Linked DNA regions of Mus musculus: regions 2 and 3 are each linked to region 1. The links are chromatin contacts, found by Hi-C or POLR2A ChIA-PET in ENCODE. All regions are on one chromosome and are shown on one strand. The core of a region is the stretch at or near the end of the contact, and the rest is flanking DNA. Distances in the headings are between cores, read along the strand shown.

Region 1 (3,960 bases), core at 759-3,258:
AGTTGGAATAAGGGATAGTTGGAAGGCTTGACCTCTAACTGTCCCCATGTAGTCTCCATGGGACTCATCAGGCTTCACTTCTTATGAGGCAACTCAAAGTCAACAAGCATGCACAAGGTTCAGAAATGGCAGACTCAATCTACCCGTGTCCGTTGGGCCATAGGCCTGGTTGTCAGGAGGCATGGATCATTATTGGCCTTTCTGGAGAACAACTACCACAGGTGATTGATTATAGGATACCAACACCTTTAATTTTCTTATTACTTTGTTCACAATGAGCAACCATAAACAAAACATGAATTTCTGCTTTAGAAATATTCAGGAAGCAGGGCGAAGGATAACTTGGAGACAAAACTCAACAATTTTACAAAAGTCTACTTTGGTAGGAAAGGTCTGTCTGAACGTAGGCAAGAGCAATTAATTTATCAAAGAAGCCTAGGGAAGGGAAGAAATGGTGTCTGATATCACAATCTACAGATCCCACTAGGTTCAGAACTATAAATATTGGAGGACTTTCTTTTTTTTTTTGAAACAGGGTCTTACCATGTAACCTTGATTAGCCTGGAGCTATCGATATATACCAAACTAGCCTTGAATTCACAGATGTCTGCCTCCAAAGTGCTGTGATTAAAGGTGCGTGTCACCATTCAACTCCTGGGGTGACATTTTAATGAAGTGGTGGAGGTGAGGAAGCCAAAGGAACATCTTGTTTTGCTTGTTTGTTTGTGCTGTGTCGCCTCATCTAATCACAAGCATTTATAGCTTACTTTTCTTGAAACAGAGTTTCACTGGGTAACCTTATCTGCCTTGGAATTTGCTATGTAGCCAGGCCTGTCTCTGCCTCCCAAATACCAGAATTAAAGGTGCGTTCCACCATGTCCTGCCAAGCGCTTGTAGCTTCCTAGTTGCAATACATACACATTTCTTTACTATCCAAGTCCACTTTATTATCCAAGCCAGCTCCATTACAGGCAATGTACAGCCAACTTACTCCATTATAGAGAAAGTACAGCCGACTTACTCCATGATAGACAATGTACAGCCGACTTACTCCATGATTCTTTTTTCTCGCATAAGGCATAGACTATTTAAGAGAGACTATTCAAGTTTGGGATTTATTTTCTCTCTCTATTAGATATTTTCTGAATTTACATTTCAAATGCTATCCCCAAAGCCCCCAATACCCTCCCTCCGCCCTGCTCCCCAACCCAATCACTCCCGCTTCCTGGCCCTGGCATTCCCCTGTACTGGGGCATATGATCTTAGCAATACCAAGGGCCTCTCCTCCCATTGATGGCCGACTAGGCCATCAAGTTTGGGATTTATAATCCTAACACTAAAGTAAAGTGTCTTTTTATTTTCTTTTTTAAAGCAAAGGTGATTTTAAATTATCCACCTTGGTGTGCCTAAAACTGGCACTGAAAAAAACAGGAACGCAGCTCCTTGGAAGAATTCTGGGCCTACGCGGCCATGAGCAACCACGTGGTGCCGAGCAGCGCTGGGTTCTATGAATCAGGGAAAGGAACAGAACTAGGAAGAGGTAAACCGCTCTTGTCTATGCCTCAGCCCGCACCAACAATTTTGTTAACAACAAAATGTAAAAGGAAGAGGCAGGCAGCAAGAAGACGCCATTTCTGCAGGGTCTGAGGCCGGGTCCCACGAGGACCCGGAATATCTGGGCAGCGGGAAACCTGCGAGGCTTATCAGGAAGCCTCATGTCCCCTCACCGAGTTCTGCCGCCCGGCACACGGGTGACAAAAGCACGAGGAACGAAGAAGGGTGGTCTCCAGGCCACTCTGCGGCCTGCCGGCAGGAGCGACACCATTCACTACAGACGCAGTACCGGCTCGCGCAGCCGCAGAGGCTGGGCTTGGCAGGCCCGCTCGCGCCCGTGGTAGTCCAACCCGCCCGACGGACGATACCACACCCGCGAACCCCCTCCGAAGACCTGACAATGGTTTCGTCCGCAGCCTCTGATTGGTCAAACCGGAGAAGGTGTGGTCTCCGCAGTCTGGTTCCGCGCGCCAGAGCGCGCTAGCCGCATTGCGAGCTGGGCACGGAGCAGGCGCCATGGTGAGGAGTGGTGGTGGGGTATTTGCGTAGTGAAGGCCTTAGCGTGCGTCTGGGTTTGCATTCGGGGTCGTGCTCCGGGTCTGAGCCAGGGCCTGCTCTAGCAGCGGCCCCGCGGACTGGGAAGTTTGACTGATGGCCGCGCGCCGGTTCTTTTCAGGTTCTGCTGCACGTGCTGTTCGAGCATGCGGTCGGCTACGCGCTGTTGGCGCTGAAGGAAGTGGAGGAGATCAGCCTGCTGCTGCCGCAGGTGGGTGAGCTCGGTGGGCTCGCGGAGCTGCAATGCAGCCCCTAAGGCCGCCAAACCCCAGCATGCACCGCGTGTTCCCACGTGGCCGACCGCACCGGGCCCGGCGGGGGGGGGGGGAGCTCTAGAATGAGGGGACTCTTTAACGCGAATCTATATAATTGGAAGCGGTCGGAGATAAACATCTCATTTCCATTTCTTGAGAATTAAGATTCGGGGCCCAGGCACCAATTGCTACAACAGCTGGTGCTTCTGCCTTACTGCGCTGTAGAAGCCAAATTCAAAGAAAGCCCATTCATCCTTCTCTCCAGGTGGAGGAATGTGTGCTTAACCTTGGCAAATTCCACAATGTCGTTCGTCTGGTGGCCTTCTGTCCCTTCTCTTCATCCCAGGTGGCCTTGGAAAATGCCAATGCTGTGTCTGAAGGTGAGTCGGTCCCTCCGGAACATGGGATTCTGGGTGGTTGATGTTCTTAGATGATTTTCTTCTAAGCTTGATACAGTCTAGGGATTATTTGAGACCTACAGGATGGCATTTTAAAACATTAATATGCAGGGGCTGAAGAGATGGCTCAGCGGTTAAGAGCGCGACTGCTCTTACAGAGGTCCTGAGTTCAAATCCCAGCAACCACATGGTGGCTCACAACCATCCCTAATGAGATCTGATGCCTTCTTCTGGGGTGTCTGAAGATAGCTACAGTGTACATATAATAAATAAATCTTGTAATTTAAAAAGCACTTAAATGCTTTACAATTGTGCTCCTGGACCTGTGGTAGAGCCAGGCTTTGCAATGATGACTTATATATCTGTCAATCCCCTGAGAGATCACTGACGACTCCATGTGTCTGAGCAATGCCTGCGGGGATGGGTGTTAACTAATCCGATTGGAGACAGTCTCCAATCTGCAATGTGTGGTTTAGAGCTGTTTTCTTTGTCCCAAAGGTGTTGTTCACGAGGACCTCCGCCTGCTCCTGGAGACATACCTGCCATCTAAAAAGAAGAAAGTACTTCTGGGGGTTGGAGACCCCAAGATTGGTGCTGCAATACAGGAAGAGTTGGGGTACAACTGCCAGACTGGTGGTGTGATAGCTGAGATCCTTCGAGGTAAGAGTCCTATTTCATTTATTCTGTCCACCACGTGGATGCAGTGCCCACAGAAGCCAGCAGGGGGCCTACGGGCCTGGTGATGTGATCTGCTGTGAGTGGTTACTTGGGTCCTGGAGGATCTATTCTTAAAGTCCCATCTTCTTTTTAGGAGTTCGTCTGCATTTCCATAATCTGGTGAAGGGTCTGACAGATCTTTCTGCTTGTAAGGCCCAGCTAGGGCTGGGACACAGCTACTCTCGTGCCAAAGTTAAATTTAATGTGAACCGAGTGGACAACATGATTATTCAGTCCATAAGCCTCCTGGACCAACTGGATAAAGATATCAATACCTTCTCGATGCGCGTCAGGTAAGGTATAGAAGTCGAGCATGGCCGATGATTCATGTGGGTAAAATCATGGACCAAAGCAAGGCCTCCTTGTGCTTACCACAGGCTGTGTTCCTACACTGACTGTATAGAAAGAGGAGGCAGAATAAACCTACCCCATGTACACCTCAGCCTAGGCCACTGTGCCTGGTCTGTATTGTGAATGGGGAG
Region 2 (3,960 bases), core at 783-3,282, 390 kb after region 1:
GAGCTTTATCTTTAAAATAAAGGATGCTTTATCGTAACAGAGCCAGACAGAAAAAAATAACCCTAACCTCAGGACTACTCCAGGGCCAGCTGAAAATAACTGATACGCTGATGCCTGGGCCTCAGAGTATAGGACCCAAATCTGAGACAGGACGGACGGTGAAGAGAGGGTCTCTTTGTTGCGGCTGGGTGCTGCTTTTGAAACGGCTATATAAGCATGGCTGGCCTGAAACTTCCCATGCTCCTGCCTCTGTTTTCTGAGTGCAGGAGTTATAAGCATGCACACATACCCACTGAAGGTCTCTTTTTAAGACAAAGGGGCTAATAATCCCAAGGAGTCAAAGCCAAAGCCCAATTTCCCCTAAATTCTCTTCTTCCTACCAAGCCAGACTTCAAGTACTAGAGAAGACACATTCTTTCCCACAACCATGCGGATTTTGTAAGACTCCAAGTGTCTGCTGTGTGGATGTAAATATCAGCTGAAATGTCTCTATTTCTAAGCACTTATTCTAGGGTTACAGCTAATTGCACTGAACCAAGATGAAGGAAGTGACGCCCAATAGAACAGGGATTGAGTTAAGAAATGCTGACTTCAAGGACCAAAGCCCAGGCCCAAGACTCCAGTCCTACCACTAAATGTCCTTCCTCCACTGGCTTCATGCTCCTTGTGTGTCTCTAGCTTGGGAGACTTCCGAACGCCTTTAATCCAGCCCTCCCCCAGGCTGGGCCCTCTTACCTGGAATAACAGTTTGACCCACATTCTCATCCCCGTCTTCCCAGGCCACTCGCTGGGCTCGACGCTGGGCCTGTAGACGGCTGCCCAAGTCCCTCCGACGCCGGGGTCTGCTTCCAGTTCTCTGTTCTTCAGACTCCTGGGGCAAAGAGCGGCCTACCTGGCCTGCTCCTGCCCTCTCTTCCTCATTGTGCAGTGGTTCTCCGTCAGCTTTTGGGAGGGAGGAATCATAACACTGTCAAGCAGCCCATCTTCAAGAGAGTGAAGCACAGGATCTTGGGAGTCTCATCCCCCTGCTGAACCACCTCAGACTATTGCTGCCCACAGCACCAAGTCCCAACTTAGGTTTGTCAAGGCCTTTTTTGTACGCACACTTTGGCCTGATGCTCACTTCTCATTTCCTACCTCCTTTGATATCTTCATCTTGAACAGGCGACCTGTGAGGATACTCTCACCCTGAGGTTTACAGATCTCGCTCCATGCCCGCTGCAAGATTACATTTACTTCTTGCTATGTTATGATTTTATAGGGTACGCCAACCAGAGACTACATGTCACAGTCGAGGCTGAATCGTCCCTCCCTGGAAGACTTGTTGGCAATCAGCTTTACCTCAGCTTCTGTCTCTTCTGCCCGTGGGACACAGAGGTGCTCTGAGGTGGCTTATGGGGTCAGGCATCAGAGAGATATATAGAAACTCCTACACTTACGTGAAATGTTAGTAAGGGGGACTGTCAGGTTGTCAGTGCCAGGCCACTTCTAACCCTGGTGGAGGCGAGGCAAAGCAGCATGGGTGCCCTCTTTGGCGGGAGATGCATTCAGTTTCCTAAGGCTGCTTAGCCCTCCTACTCCTAGTAAGCGGAACACACTGGGCAGGATTAGAAAACCGGCAGCCTCTCCTATTGGTGCAGAGTAGAAAGGCAGGCTTGGTTCCTAGGTTGCATCCCCAGCTCTGGGCTCCGCGCTAATTCCGAGTGTGTCCTAAGGCGCGTGCGCAAAGCTCGGGCCAGCGCACAAGCTCCTCGTAAGCACAGGAAAGCTCGTCAGTGCATGCGCACGAGTCGAGGGCCTACCAAAGCCCAGGAACTCTGAAAAACGGATTCCTCCAGCCCTGGGACGGCGGCACCTCCTACCTGCTGCCGCCCGACCCCGGCTGCGAGTCAGGAAGAGGATCAGGCCGATGAGCAAAACTGCCGCCACCAGATACACCCAGGGCCCCACCATGACGACAGACAGCCGGGCAGCGCAGCCAGCGCGCCTGCGGGATCCGGATCGCCAGGCCCCGCCCACTACCGTCCGCCCTGCCCAGCCGCTCGCTGAGCTCCGCCCCCACCCTGGGCTTGACCTGGGCCTCAGTTAACTGAAGAGTCCCTGATGCCACATTTGCTTGCCATCCCAGTGCTCGGGAAGTGGAGACTCGGAGACCAACATTTCAAGGTCGTCTCTGGCTATATGGCAACATGGAGGTCGTCTGCATTTAATGACGCTGACTGCTCTTCCAGTGGGCCAGGGTTCAGTTCGCAGCACCCACATAGTGGCTTACAACCTTCTATTACTTCAATTCCAGGGGACCCAAAACCCTCTTCAGACCCTCTCGAGTGTCAGGCACGCAGGTTATACACAGATATGCATACCTGCGAAACACTCATACACGTCAAATAAGTGTTTAAGAAAAAAAGAAAGAAAAAGGAAGAAAATAGTGGGGCGAGTAAGTAGGGGACTAAGCTGGGGTTGTAGATTAGTAGTAGAGCACTCATGGCCAAGGCCCTTAGTTTAATTTGGAGCACTGAAAAATGCAACGTGTGTACGAATATCTTATTAATACTGCAAGTTAGGCATCCATTGTATTACTTTCTGTAAATGTGGAATGTTTTGTAATTTGTTTCTCAATGTTGATAAACCTAAGGCCTTCCAGGCGTCAGGCAAGCGCTGTTACGGTAAGCTTTATCTCTAGCACCTACGTTCTTTCCGTATATTTGGAGATTTAGATCCATGTTCGGCTGAAGGTTGAGGCTTTGCTGGAATTTTATCGCAGCTGCCCCCCACCTTTAGTTGTTTGGTTTTGTTCTGAGACAGGGTATCTGGTAGCCTAGGCTGGCCTTGGACTTGGTGTATAGTAGATGGTGACTTTAAACTGATCCTTTGCTTCTGCCTCATAAGTGCCTGGATTATATGGGAGTACAGGTGTGCACCCTGATGTCCAGACGCTCCTCCATCTTTTGAGGATGGGTTGTTTTGTTTTAGTTCTTTGAGCTCTCATTATATGGCCCTGCCTGGCCTAGAACTCAATATGTACACAAGGCTGGCCACAAACTTAGAGGGATCTGCTTGCCTCTTCCTTGGTTATAATTAAAGGCATGTGGCACCACAGACCTGCCTGGCTCCTGAATTATTATTATTTTTTTTCCGAGACAGGGTTTCTCTGTGTAGCCCTGGCTGTCCTGGAACTCACTCTGTAGACCAGGCTGACCTCGAACTCAGAAATCCACCTGCCTCTGCCTCCCAAGTGCTGGGATTAAAGGCGTGTGCCACCACACCTGGCTGGCTTCTTAACAAATGTTATTTTATATGTGATATATATATATATATATATATGTATATTAATTACCTGGCCTATATATGTAATATATATGCTTATATGTGATTATATATATATATAAAATCTAGTACCTGTTCTCTCTCTCTCTCTCTCTCTCTATATATATATATATACATATATATATATATATATATATATATATATATATATTTGTGTGTGTTTGTGACTTCTTGGATGTTAAATGCCTCAGCTTCTCTCTCTCTCTCTCTCTCTCTCTCTCTAACCTTTGCTTTAAAAACCTCTACTTCTCCACTTTTCTGAGGATTCCCTTTAACTTCATGAAAGAGAGAGACAAGTGACATGCAGGAAGGGCCATGTTACTCAGCCCAGCCTTTCCCAGCCAACTCTAATGAACCACAGGTCCTCAAAAAATAACACCATCGAGGGGCAGTGAAGAGGACACTATGATCTGTCTCCAAAGACACTGTATACAGCAAAGCTTCTGAATTGTGTAACACGCAATATTAAGGTCACGAGCAAAGATTTGAGGAGAACATAGCTTTGGCTACTCTGTGAGGACAGCTCTAGAGTTTAAGAAAAACTCATTAGTGGGCTGGGTATGTGGCTCAGTGGTACAGTGCTTGCCTAAGTCCCATAAGCCCCTTAAGTAAGTTGCATCTATATAACAATAC
Region 3 (3,960 bases), core at 527-3,026, 290 kb after region 1:
GGATTTGACACCAGAGGAAATAGAATGGCCTGATCGTTAAATCCAGGAACCATCTGAATAGGGTCCTACAGTCACCTGGAATCACCTCATTCATAGTTTACCCCTTGGTAAATGAGGAGGCTTCCGTCCCTCCAGCTCTGTGCCTCTACCCATGAAGTGCCCAGAAAAGCCTCCTTTCCTGGCTTCTGCCCTCAACAATTCTATCTTGCCACTTTAGCAGGGAGGGTCAGTGAATGGAAACAGTTACTTTCATCACCACTGCATACCAGTCCACATCCCCATCAGGCCAAAGAAAGAGGGCAGAAAACCTGCCTTCTAGTTCTGTAGCATTATCTACTCAGAGTGACTCCACACTTTCATCTACCTTAGATCTAAATCTCTTACATTTATGAAACCTTCTAAAAGGATGGGTGCACCTGACTAGCGAGAGGACTTCAGAGCCAGCAAGGTTAGGGAGCCTCTAGGGAAATGGCCCATACCCTAGAATATTCTCTTGGCCTAGACACTTAAGTTATCTGAGATGAGTTGCCGGTTGTCTAGGGTGACCCTGAAGAAGAAAGGGTTAGGACAGGTATGGTGGCATATGCCTTTAATGCCAGAATTTAGGAGGCAGTGGCAGGTGGATCTCTGTGAGCCTGATCTACACTGTAAGTTCCAGGCTAGACAGAGCTATCTAGTGAGACCCTGCCAAAAAACAAAACAAAAACAAAAACAGGGTGGGAGTGTCAGGTTCCCTGACATTCGGAGCAACCCTGTGGTACTCCAGGGTAGGGCAGCAGTAATGCCCTGGTTTCCACAGACCATCCATCCTGGATCCTCCAGGGCCCAGCAATGGTCTTATGGCCGGAACCCTGGAGGAAAACCTGTCACCAGCTTGCCCCCAGGACTCCAGAGTACACTCTGGCATCTCATCTCCAAAGCCTGACTGAGAGAAAGAAAGTGCAGACTGGGCCTCCACCAAGCCTGGAAGTTGAGAGCAGGGTTTAAGCAGCCTCTGTTCTCTTCTGAGAAAATGTCTGTTATTGCACCCAGTCCTGGCTCCTCAGACACTCCCAAGTGTCCTGGAAGTGCAGGACCATGGCCTGGTGTTCTCTGCAGAATCTGGTCTAGACAATACTAATGAGTGGGGTGAAAGTTCAGTTCCCCAGTACTCGGGTCAGCTTCTGATTTCCAACAACTCTCCTTGCTGGAGAGGCAGAGGGGAACGAGCTACTTCTGAGACAGATGCTCTCTGCCCTGCTGCACTGCTGTTTCTCTTCAGTTGGAGAGGAAATTGTACTTCATAAATAAGAGTAGTCTCGAGGTGGGAAGACCCCGGGTCAGGTGGAAGAGGACAAGGGTCACCTCACAGGTCGCCCAGTTGAGAACAAGTTGTCACTGATACTGAGAACTCTGGCAACTGCAGAGCTCCCCCAAGACCACAGCAGGGCAGTGCAGTGCAAGGAAATGGTTTGCAAATCTAAAGTTTAAAGTAGCCAGGAACTCCAAATTTCTTGCATCAGGTCTGGGAGGGTAGACAGGCCATCGGCGGGCCAGAGAGCCCCAGAGCCACACACTTGGGACGGTGTCCAAACTTGTGAACAAGTGGGCAGAGCGTCCTGCGGTGTAGCTGTCTTTAGCGGGCGACGCAGCCCAGCAAGCTGTGGGTCTCCAAGGTGCCCCTCGACCCCTCCCACTCTACCCGAGAGTCCGGACGTGCATTGGACCAGACAGCAAGAGCTCCGCCCAACAGGGACGAGGACAGGAGGCTCCCGTGGTGCTCCGCGGCCACTTCCGGGCCGGGCGCAGGCGCAGGCGCTGGCTGTCATGTTGCGCGCTCTGAACCGCCTGGCGGCGCGGCCGGAGACTCGGCCCCCGACCCCGCTGCTCCTGCCCGTGCGCGGCCGCAAGACCCGCCATGACCCGCCTGCCAAATCCAAGGTCGGACGGGTGCAGACGCCTCCCGCCGTGGACCCTGCGGAATTCTTCGTGTTGACCGAGCGCTACCGACAGTACCGGGAGACCGTGCGCGCTCTCAGGTGCGTGTGCTTGTGCGTGTGGAGGGCAGACGCCCTTCGGGAAGGGCCGGGGCCGAGGGTGGGTGCTGACTCGAAGCCCGTCCTCCCCAGGCTAGAGTTCACGTTGGAGGTGCGAAGGAAATTGCACGAGGCCCGAGCCGGGGTTCTGGCCGAGCGCAAGGCGCAGCAGGCCATCACGGAGCACCGGGAGCTGATGGCCTGGAACCGGGACGAGAACCGGCGAATGCAGGAGCTACGGTGCGAGAGGCCCGGGACTGGGTGGGCTGGGCTAGGCTCATCTGTGGCCCCGCTCACCCTCGGCGTCTTGCCCCTCGCAGGATAGCGAGGTTGCAGCTGGAAGCACAGGCCCAGGAGGTGCAGAAGGCTGAGGCCCAGGCCCAGAGGGCTCAGGAGGAGCAGGCTTGGGTGCAACTGAAAGAGCAAGAAGTGCTCAAGCTGCAGGTGGGCATGCAGGAGGTCATGGGGAATGTGGACATTGGAGACCCCAGCAAGGGAGGCTGGGGGGGGGGGGGGGGGATGACAGCACTGGGCGTCAAGTGACCAGAGTCTTCAGGAGGCTTCTCCATCAGCGCAGAGGGTATGCCTCGCAGGCAATGGTCAGTAAAAGGTTACAGGCTAGTATTGCCTTGTGAAACTTGAAGTCAGGGAAACCGTAAGTGAGAATGGAGCGCTTTTTAACACGTAAGAGGGATTCATGCACTTGAGAGAGTCCACCCACCTCTAATCAGGTTGTCACGATTTGTTCTTGGGTTGTGGCCGAGAGATCTGATGGGTGATTGTCCAAGGAAGAGCAATATGATGGTCGAGGTCACCTAGTACAGTTGTGCTGGACGATTGGTGGGACACTCAAAGAGACCCTGGGTTCTTTTGACACCCGTGGACTAGAGACAGTGCAGGCAGCCAGCTCTGGGAGAGATCCCACAAAGCCAACCTTTCTCTTCCTGTAGGAGGAGGCAAAAAACTTCATCACTCGGGAGAACCTGGAGGCACGGATAGAAGAAGCGTTGGACTCTCCGAAGAGTTACAACTGGGCCGTCACCAAAGAAGGGCAGGTGGTCAGGAACTGAGCACAGAGACTTCTGGGGGCCCAAATAAGCACAGTGCTTGCCTAGGGTCTGTGTACTGGGATAGGAATTGGTACATCCCAGGAGGATGGCTCAGCCGTTTCCAGAGCAACCTCAGTCACTCCAGGCTCGGCACTCACCACCTGACTGGGAACTCCCAGATGTCCCTGTTCTGGCACCACAGACAAACTCAGGGCAGCATTAAACTCTGGGAAGTTCCTATCGCACAGAGGATCGGACTGGACTGTGTCCCCTCTAGAAGCCAAGCTTGTCTTGTAAGTCTCTTGGAGTCGTGTGAGCCAAATGTTTCCTGCTTTTATAAATAAAGTATTGGAGCCCAGTCTTGCCCATTTACTGGCTATAGTTACAGTGCTAATGAAAGAGGAAAGTAGTTACACCAGATGCTAACTTGCTTGTAAAATCAAAGGCGTTTGTCCCTAATTATTTGAGTCTTTAGGTTTCTAGCCAGAAGCAAGTTTCACCTAACTGAGCTATGAGTTAGGTACCTGCTTTGCTCAATCCTGGGATTTTCTGGCTAGGGTCTGGTGTGTCCAAGATCCAGGAAGCAAAAAGGGTGCCCTGTTTCTCCTGATGGCTCTCCAGCAGTGACTTCTGTAACCAGGCCCTGTCCTGATCTATCATATTTTGAACTACTCAGCAGGTGGTAGACTCCCAAGCTAAACCTGCTTCTTCCAGTCAGTTGCTGCCCTTCTGTGTGTGTAAGTGGTAGCCAGAGGGCAGCCTTGGTGTCATTCTTCAGGACTCTCACCTTGGTCTGATTTAAGTTTGTTTTGGTTTTTTTAGTTTATTTTTTACTGTGTTTTATTCTGGCTTTTGAGACAGGTTCTTTCACTGGAACCTGGCACTCACTAATTATA

The links. A loop is a pair of places that touch in the nucleus more often than their neighbours do. ChIA-PET counts read pairs that join two places held with the same protein, here RNA polymerase II (POLR2A).
Region 2: POLR2A ChIA-PET joins it to region 1 with 18 read pairs in embryonic stem cell. The contact joins the promoter of Ddrgk1 here to the promoter of Nop56 in region 1. A Hi-C loop is called at or near these places in 1 of 37 maps with a recorded cell type or tissue (T-helper 1 cell). POLR2A ChIA-PET finds 5 or more read pairs at or near these places in 1 of 5 experiments (embryonic stem cell).
Region 3: POLR2A ChIA-PET joins it to region 1 with 24 read pairs in embryonic stem cell. The contact joins the promoter of 4930473A02Rik here to the promoter of Nop56 in region 1. A Hi-C loop is called at or near these places in 3 of 37 maps with a recorded cell type or tissue (T-helper 17 cell, regulatory T cell and v-Abl transformed pro-B cells). POLR2A ChIA-PET finds 5 or more read pairs at or near these places in 3 of 5 experiments (Patski and embryonic stem cell).

Annotation. Positions count from the first base shown.
Region 1 is chr2:130,272,404-130,276,363 of GRCm38, forward strand. It overlaps Nop56 (NOP56 ribonucleoprotein), which reads left to right and starts at 2,009. Exons shown (of 12, transcript NM_024193.2): 1 at 2,009-2,073; 2 at 2,231-2,320; 3 at 2,629-2,743; 4 at 3,260-3,421; 5 at 3,573-3,771. The coding sequence starts at 2,071. It overlaps Snord110 (small nucleolar RNA, C/D box 110), which reads left to right and starts at 3,112; the gene lies at 3,112-3,170. It overlaps LOC115489609 (a small nucleolar RNA gene), which reads left to right and starts at 3,834; the gene lies at 3,834-3,960.
Region 2 is chr2:130,662,613-130,666,572 of GRCm38, forward strand. It overlaps Ddrgk1 (DDRGK domain containing 1), which reads right to left and starts at 2,033. Exons shown (of 9, transcript NM_029832.2): 1 at 1,863-2,033; 2 at 736-942. The coding sequence starts at 1,953. It also overlaps a transcript of Itpa not described here.
Region 3 is chr2:130,561,973-130,565,932 of GRCm38, forward strand. 4930473A02Rik (RIKEN cDNA 4930473A02 gene) reads right to left here and starts at 1,777. Exons shown (of 9, transcript NR_040348.1): 1 at 1,682-1,777. It overlaps Mrps26 (mitochondrial ribosomal protein S26), which reads left to right and starts at 1,785. Exons shown (of 4, transcript NM_207207.1): 1 at 1,785-2,018; 2 at 2,109-2,255; 3 at 2,336-2,459; 4 at 2,966-3,422. The coding sequence starts at 1,807. The coding sequence ends at 3,085.